Regions from separate parts of the Homo sapiens genome. Here region 1 is linked to region 2. The links are chromatin contacts, found by Hi-C or POLR2A ChIA-PET in ENCODE. All regions are on one chromosome and are shown on one strand. The core of a region is the stretch at or near the end of the contact, and the rest is flanking DNA. Distances in the headings are between cores, read along the strand shown.

What was found. A loop is a pair of places that touch in the nucleus more often than their neighbours do. ChIA-PET counts read pairs that join two places held with the same protein, here RNA polymerase II (POLR2A).
Region 1: a map of PC-3 shows a loop between it and region 2 (7-fold over the local background). The contact joins two enhancer-like sites. A Hi-C loop is called at or near these places in 2 of 168 maps with a recorded cell type or tissue (PC-3 and endothelial cell of hepatic sinusoid). POLR2A ChIA-PET finds 5 or more read pairs at or near these places in 4 of 52 experiments (H1, MCF 10A, activated CD4-positive, alpha-beta T cell and 1 more).

Annotation. Positions count from the first base shown.
Region 1 is chr3:194,903,412-194,907,621 of GRCh38, reverse strand. No RefSeq gene overlaps it. Among named protein-coding and RNA genes, the nearest start is that of LINC01972, 140 kb to the right of the region's middle. Within about 2 kb of position 1,266, at least 2 of the 41 ENCODE cell types and tissues checked have a DNase peak (open chromatin) inside an H3K27ac peak, as active enhancers do; they include PC-3, where a contact is called at or near this core.
Region 2 is chr3:194,869,116-194,873,113 of GRCh38, reverse strand. No RefSeq gene overlaps it. Among named protein-coding and RNA genes, the nearest start is that of LINC01972, 100 kb to the right of the region's middle. Within about 2 kb of position 1,458, at least 29 of the 41 ENCODE cell types and tissues checked have a DNase peak (open chromatin) inside an H3K27ac peak, as active enhancers do; they include PC-3, where a contact is called at or near this core.

The sequences.
Region 1 (4,210 bases), core at 17-2,516, 35 kb before region 2:
GTGAGCCACTGCACCCGGCCCAATATGCCACTTTTGCTAGAGTGTGTCTTCCTCTCCTCACCTACTGTTTGCAGTGGATTTTTTCCTGGCAGACCATCCTGGGTCACACTGACTTCACCCTTTCATGATAGCTCACACCATGGGCTGTGTGGACATTGGATAGCAGTTTGTTAGTGACACCCACACACTGTTCCAGATGCGGTTTATGAGAGCGTGTGTGTGGCTGTGCTTGTGTGTGGATGTGGGTACCCCGGGCCTACTCAGAAAATCCATAAGGTTCTGTGGCACTGGGAGCCTGTCGCGTGCTTCCTTTCTCTACTGTAGTGAGTGCTTAGACTTCAGCTAAGAACTCTGGTACCCACAAGACCTCCCAGGCATTCCACGGCAACTCTCATCCTCCCTCGGGGTAATTTCAAACCTTTGTAAGTCTCTTAGGAGCCCTGTCTGCCAGCCACTTCCTGCCTTCCTCTCAATGAATGACCCTAATTTTGTATCATTAGAAGACAGAGGCCTTTCATGGAAACAACTACACTTTCTACCCACAGCCATAGGTTTAGTCACCTTATTAGTATCTAGACAAAGAGTATCTAGCTCTTTCCTTCTCTTCTATTTCCATGCGAGAAATACCGCAGTGCTGTGGATCCTGTCCCTTCCTTTATTCTTTCCTTCAATGAACAGTCTTAAAGGCCTAAGATGCCAGGAGCTATTTCCAAATTCTTGACAGACATTGATCTTTGGGATTTTGGCATAAAAAAATAGGAATTTCTGGGAATTCTCCAGAATTACCAAAATTATAAGTTATTTAAAAAAGATTCTCCAACATTCTTCATGCTCTTTCTTCATTACTATGGATATCTAAAAATTTTTATTTAACAAATAAGAAGAAATATTAAGTTTGGTAGCCTTTGTAAAATATTTGTATTTGGTAATATTTATAAAGCATTTACACTTTGGTAGTAGGTGTAAAAAACTAAAGCTTCCTGGAAATATTCAAATGCTGGAAATCACCAGTGAACCTCACTGGGTAGTATTGACTAATGTAACATCTGATTTCCTCGCAAGGTTAACAGGGCCTCTCAGAATCATCTGTGGGAATTGCCAATTCAAAGACTTTCTTTGTTTCCAAAACTTGTTCTTTCTCTGAATACCATTCATAGAATTTGCATAATGTTTACTATAATATAAACACAGTAATAGTTATTGTATTTGGAGGAGTGACTCACTGTTTGCAGCAGAAAATCCAGGAACACACGTTGATGACAAGACGGTAGCTACAGGCAAGACTGGCCAGTGAGATTGTGGCCACTTCTCTTCTGTGTGCTCCTGTCCCTGTTCCAGGAAATTTTGACCTTAGCCTTGAACTTCGTGTGTCAATGTTTCTTGCTCTTGCTTTTGACATGACATCAGCAGATGCCTTTGACCAGGAATATTTCTATGTTAATTGTTGATCTTTGATTCTCAAAAAAGAATTATAATACTTTTTTTCTATTTTCTCAATTCCTTGATTGATTTTTCTTACTATTTGGGAAACATACATTTCCTGAGAAATGCAGAGAAGGAATTCCTGCATGGAAGCACCAATAGTGGGCGAGTAATGGATGCCACAGTTCTGACTAAAGGCATAGATTTGGGGATTCTGAGTTGGAAGTCTGGTTGTACTTACTGGATGTGTGACCCTGGGCAAATTACCTAACATCTTTGAGCCTCAATTTTCCTATCAGTAAACTTACCTCATTGTTGTTTTGTGGTTAAATGTGTGTGGTTTTGAGGTTGAGTTGTTTTGAGGTTAAATATGTTTGTGAAGCTCTTAGCACAATCTCTGGCATGGTACAAGTGGTAATATATATTGTAGCTATTCAGACACAAGCCCCAGTGAAGGATGCATACTCTAGTGCTATCCAATAGAACGGGAATATGAGATGCAGATGTGAGTTTAAGTTTTCTGATGGCCACATTAAGAAAACAAAAATAAACAGAAGAAATTAATTTTAACAACACACTTAATTCAATAGATCCAAAATATTATTATTCCAGTATGTACTCAATATAAAAAATTAATGATGAGATATTTTGCTTTTTTTGAAACAAAGTCATGAATATCCACTGTGTATTTTATGTTTAGAGCACATCTTAATTTAGGCACTAAATTTTCCCTGGAAATATTTGATCTGTATTTAGATTTCATAAAGTTTACAGAGACTCACATATTCAAGTTGTTTCAAATATACTTACAAGATCCCAAAATCCCATTACTGGGTATATACCTAAGAGAGTGTAAATTGTTCTATTATAAAGACATATGCACACATATATTCATTGCAGCACTATTCACAATAGCAGACATGGAATCAACCTAAATGCTCATCAATTGTAGACTGGATAAAGAAAATGTGGTACATATACACCATGGAGTACTATGCAGCCATGAAGAAGAACAAGATCATGTTCTTTGCAGGAACATGGATGGAGTAGGAGGCCATTATCCTTAGAAAAATAATGCAGGAACAGAAAACCAAATACCACGTGTTCTTTCTTATAAGCGAGAGCTAAATGATGAGAACACATAGACACATAGAGGGGAACAACACACACTGGGGTCTATTGGAGGGTGGACGGTGGGAGGAGGGAAAGGATCAGGAAAAATAACAGTGAGTATTAGGCTTAATACATGGGTGAAAAAATAATCTGTACAACAAACCCCCAGACGCAAATTTACCTGTATAACAAACCTGCACATGTAACTCTCAACTTAAAATAAGAGTTAATAAAGAAAAAAGAAAACAAATTTATCAGTAATGGAATCAAATATCAAAAATTCACTTTTCTTTAATATTCATATTTACATCAAAAAACTGGTTCATCTTTTTTTGAAGAATTAATGTAACTTTGAAGCAAAAACATATTAGTTTCAAAATTACTTCTGTCTGAGTTAAATGACTCTAACTCCTGGAACAACTTAGTATTATTAGCACAGAATTCAAAGAAATATTGCATATATTGAAAAGTAACTAATTTACCTACAAAGCATGCCAACAGCCCATACTTCAAATTTTCGTGTAGTTTTTGCAGTCAACTTAAATTATGCTATTGCTTTCAATTAAAATCTTCATGTTAGAAATATACACAATCATTATTATTGATATTTATTGTAAAAATTATCATCAATTTTAGCATAAATTTTTATACCTGACTAACTAGGTAACAAATAAGCTTTTCTTTTCCTTTCAAATTTAACTCATTCATATGCAGTGTGATAATGCTATATTTTGTCTTTGATGATTTAGTGTTTAGCAAGCATTGCTTTTTGTTAAAGAAAATTTTTGAATTGGAATTAGCACAGCAAATCCTTCTAAAATTCTTCCACCATTCAACCTATAGACATTGGTAAAGAACACAAGATCATTCAATTTACTGTCTTTTAATTTTTAGTCCTTTCCATAAACTGGCAATAATTCACACATTTGCACATGTGTACTGAATGGTTAGAACACCTCTATGTATGACTCTCCCCATAGACGCTTCTTTAGAAGGCTACAGAAAAATATTTTCATAAATGAAAACATTGGCCTCTTGTTTTAGAATTCCAGTGAATCTGGATTTTTAATCTAACATAGCTGGAGCACTGTCTATCATGCTAGAAACTAAATTTTCATGCTTAGCTGAAATTCTTATTTGACAGATACAAAAGATACCTACACCATGAATTTGGTTTTGTAGGGCGTAAATTGACATTTCTTTGTAAATTTGAGAGTCTTTTCAGACAACTTGTACACAAAAAATTAATTGAGCAGTGTATTAGTCTGTTTTCATGCTGTTGATAAAAATGTGCCCAAGACTGGGTAATTTATACAGGAAAAAGGGTTTAATGGACTTGCAGTTCCATGTGACTGAGGAGGCCTCACAATCATGGTGGAAGGCAAGGAGGAGCAAGTCACGTCTTACATGGATGGCAGCAGGCAAAGAAAGAGAGCTTGTGCAGGGACACTCCTGTTTTTAAAACCATCAGATCTCATGAGACCCATTCACTATCATCAGAACATCATGGGAAAGACCCACCCCCGTGATTTAATCATCCACCCAGTCCCTCCCATAACATGTGGGAATTGTGGGAGCTACAAGATGAGATTTGAGTGGGGACACAGAGCCAAACCATATCAGGCAGTATCTTCTATAGTGTACGATTTTACAAAGCTAAAGAAAAGTACTTGGA
Region 2 (3,998 bases), core at 209-2,708:
CATGATAATAGTACCCATCTCTCGGGGGTGTAAGGAGTAAATGGGACAATAGAGTAAGAAGATAGTTCTGGCACCTAGTAAATGTTCGATAGAATGCTAACTGAGCTGTGGTTGCTGAGATTTTTTGGACTCCAAATATCTCCTGACCAGTTCATCAGCAAAGCCCATTAGAGATTCTGTCCTTGGATTTACTGAGGAATTACTCCTTGTTAAATTAAATACACTAACAGCCCTTTTTAGTTTGGTTTATTCATGTTTACCAGAAAACTAATCATACAGGAATGTGGCAAGAGCCCAGAGGGATTCTCTTTTTGTGTCTGTGGAATGGGAACCTCACCGGGCTGTTTCAGGGATCAAATTACACGTGGCCTGTGATTGTCAGAGGTAAAAGACAGAGCAGATTTAAGGGTTGCTGCTGCTTCCCTACTGGAAGGTGAGTGCCTGCCCTCTCTTCTCTCTCAGCTTCCCCTTCCCTCTTCCCACAGGACTCCAGCAGAAGAGGCAGGGAGCCTGGTATCAGAGTCCATGGCACGGGTGCGCGGGGCCAGGATTATTGGGGAGAACATTCTGGGGTACCTCTTCTTTCTCTGCCCGAGTCATCACCAAGGACAGTCAGGCATGGCTTGAGAAAGTAGAGCCCACTCTGGGCCCCACACCCTCTCCATCTTGCTCCATCCTTCCTTTCCCTTGTTCACAGCTTGCTCCCGCTGTCTCCCGTTTCTGTCTGTCAAGCTCAGAGTGGTGATGCAGAGCACAGGGCCTGGACAATGAGAGCCCTGTGTCCTCGCTCTCTGCCGCTCCCTCCTTCCCTGCCTGCCTTCCTCCCTCCTACACACAGTCATCCCACGTAATGGACACCCACTCCCTGCCAGGTGCCAGATGGGTGCCAGTGACATGCTGATGTCCTGGACAGATGTGATTCCACCCCCACACAGTTCAATCACCCGATATGAGCTGTGTGACCTTGGGTGAGTCCGTGGCTCTCTGTGTCTGCTTCCTTCTTTCCAGGCCTTTCTCTGACACTGAGGCCTTCTCTGGTCTGTGATTTGTGGTTAAGCCAACGCCTAAATGCCACAGAGGCGAGGCTGCAATTCTAGCTGCAGCCCAAGGACAATCAGATTCAATGCCTGTTCCTCCCACGTGACTGTAAAACACCACTTCCCCAAGCCTAATTTATTCATTTTCTATTTTAAAAACCATAACCAAAATCAAGCCCCAAATATTTGCCTAATGGCCATGTCATTGACTGGCCAAAGCATTGAGCTGCCCACCAGTCAGCAGCGGAACCGGCTCCTCCCTCACTGTGGAAACCAGCCCCACAGCAAAGTCTGACCTGCCCAGGCCCTGCCGGCCCCGCCCGGGACTAGAACAGTGAGTGGGGTGGCCCAGGGTTTCTCCCCGGGGCAGTGTCCTCAGCAGGAGCCCGGCGCTAAGCTGTCTGTCTTAGCAGAGTGAGACTGCCTTCTGCAGACGGCGTGCTCACACAGGCAGCCTCCCTGGCAGCATCCTGGCTGGCCTCCTGTGAGTCAGAACAACTGTGATCACTCCAGGAGGCCCATCTGGAACGGCTTAGGTGCTGGGAGGGGTCTTCTGGGCTGGTCTTGAACCTGTGTTTGCATAGCAAACACACTGCTTTCATTTATATTGTATGTTATAAATCAATACAAATAGCAATCTTCCATAAAATGCAGGTATTCATACTTTACACAAGAATGTGAGAACAGAGTGTCCCCATGGAAGATGATTACGCTGACACTGTGTTGGGTGCCTTGGGGTGGAGATTTGGGCAGTAATTCTAAAGGTCTCCCTCCTGAATGAGCCATCAGAAGCAGCCCCTGGGAGGGACCCTGTGTGGCACCACTCTGAGCTTTAGTTTCTTTATCTGGAAAACTGCAATCAAAGTCCCTGTTTGCACACAACTTTTTAGAATCAAATCAAACAAGCGAACAGGTATAAAGCTTTTCATGAGGTGTGAAGTTCTCATACACGAGGAGAGTGTCTTTGTTGTTTTTATTGCAATCTGGTTACCCAAAGGGAACCAACACGGTAAAGCAGGTTTGCCACAAATTCCTCTTGGAAGCTTCTTCCAGTTTCTCCCATTCCCCACCCTCTCCTGCGGAGTCTGAGGATGGTACCTGGCAGCCTGTGTGAGTTGACTCAGCAGCACACGCCCGCTCAGTTCATGACCTCAGATGTCCCTCAGAATCTGCTGCGCTAAATCCAGTTTGTTCCAACTCCTCTTTGGACAAGAATGTGAGTTTGCACTTGTGCCATGAATTAGGTGATAAAAGGGGGCTGGGCAGGACTGAGTCTTAGTATAGCTCTGGGCTATGATTCTGGCCACAGAGTTCAAGCTTCATTGTTCCCAGGAACCTAGGGGCTCAGGACTTCAGAAATCCTCAGCAATGGCTGCAGTGTCTGCAGTGACAGCCAGTGCACGTCCCTCGCCTGCAGCAACATGAAACACACACAGGCCTCGGCCTCCTCAGTCCTGTTCCTGATGCCCGGCTTACCTACCTGAGACCCGGTCCAGGAGTGTCTAAGGACACCCAGTGCTTCTGGGCTGGGCTGGGGCCTAGAGCGACTCCAGTCACCCCTTTCATTTTATAGGTGGAAACCAGATGCCCAGAATGAGAAGGGACTCACCTGGGTCACGGATGAGTTTGTGGTTGTGAGAATATTAACTGCCAGGCTCAGCTGGGTTAAATGGTGTCCTCGGAATTACCCGGTACCTGTGAATGTAGCCTTATTTGGACATAGGGTCTTTGCAGATGTCATTAACAAGTCAAGGTCGTACTGGATTACTGTAGGCTCTGAATTTAATGACTGGTGTCCTTGTAAGAAGGCCACGTGAAGACAGACACACTGAAGGTAGAAGGCTGTGTGACAACAGAGGCAAAGACTGCAGTGATGCAGCCGCAAGCCAAGGAATGCAGGGAACCAACGATCACCAGCAGCAGTGAGAGGCAAGGGAGGGTTCCTCCTTAGAGCCTTCCCAGGGAGCAGGGCCCGGCCACAACTCCAGACTTCTGGCCTCTAGAAGTGTGAGAGAAGGAATTTCTCTTGTTTTAAGCCACGCAGTTTGTGTACTTTGTTACGAGAACCCTGGGAACCGAATACACAGGCCAAGGCCCTCTCTGCTGTTTCCTGGAGCAGCAGTGACAGGGATGCGACTCACCTCATGGAGTGCCACGCTGAGCCTGAGCTAAGCAGCTGACATACATCATCTCAAGTAATCCTCCTGAGAAGCGCAGGAAACGATTATTATTATCCCACAGCAGCTCCCAAGGCAGGGTGCTTTTTTCAAACTGTAATTTTGAATAGTAATATAGTCATATATTTATATTTTATAAAAATATGAAAGCTCCCAAAGGGTGAGACACACAGTGAAAGGTCTCTCTCACTCCACCCCATCCCCTGCTAGCCGGTTCCCTCCTCTGGGGGAGCCATTGTCACCAGAGTCTTGCAGAGTCTTCCAGAGCTGTTCCATAAGCAAACCTGCAAATAAGCTAAAATATCCTCCCGCTTCCAAACACACAACTTTTGAAAACACAAATGTGATATATACTATACAGACGGTTCCTCGACTCATTTTCACTGTTGGTGTGTCTTGGAGCTTCTGTCCTCGTCTCAGCAACACTGGACTTAGATGGGCATCCTGACTTCTTGAAATGCTCCTTTCTGGAGCCACCCCCTCCTTGCTTTCCTTTCACCCTATCAGTTGCTCCTCTGTAGGACCCTGGGCTGATACCCCCTCCCCTCCCCTCCCCTCCTCTCCCTTCCCCTCCCCTCCTCTCCCTTCCCCTCCCCTCCCCTTTCCTTCCCCTCCCTCAGTGTTGGCAAGCCCTGGGCTTACCTTGCTTTCTCCTCACCTCTCCCTGTACTCTTTCTCGCATATCAGGAGGTCACAGCCATCTCCACTCACTGACTCAAACCAGACCTACACACTCCCCCATCTTCATTCTGTCCTGAGTCCTGGGGCTTCTCGCCCCACGGGG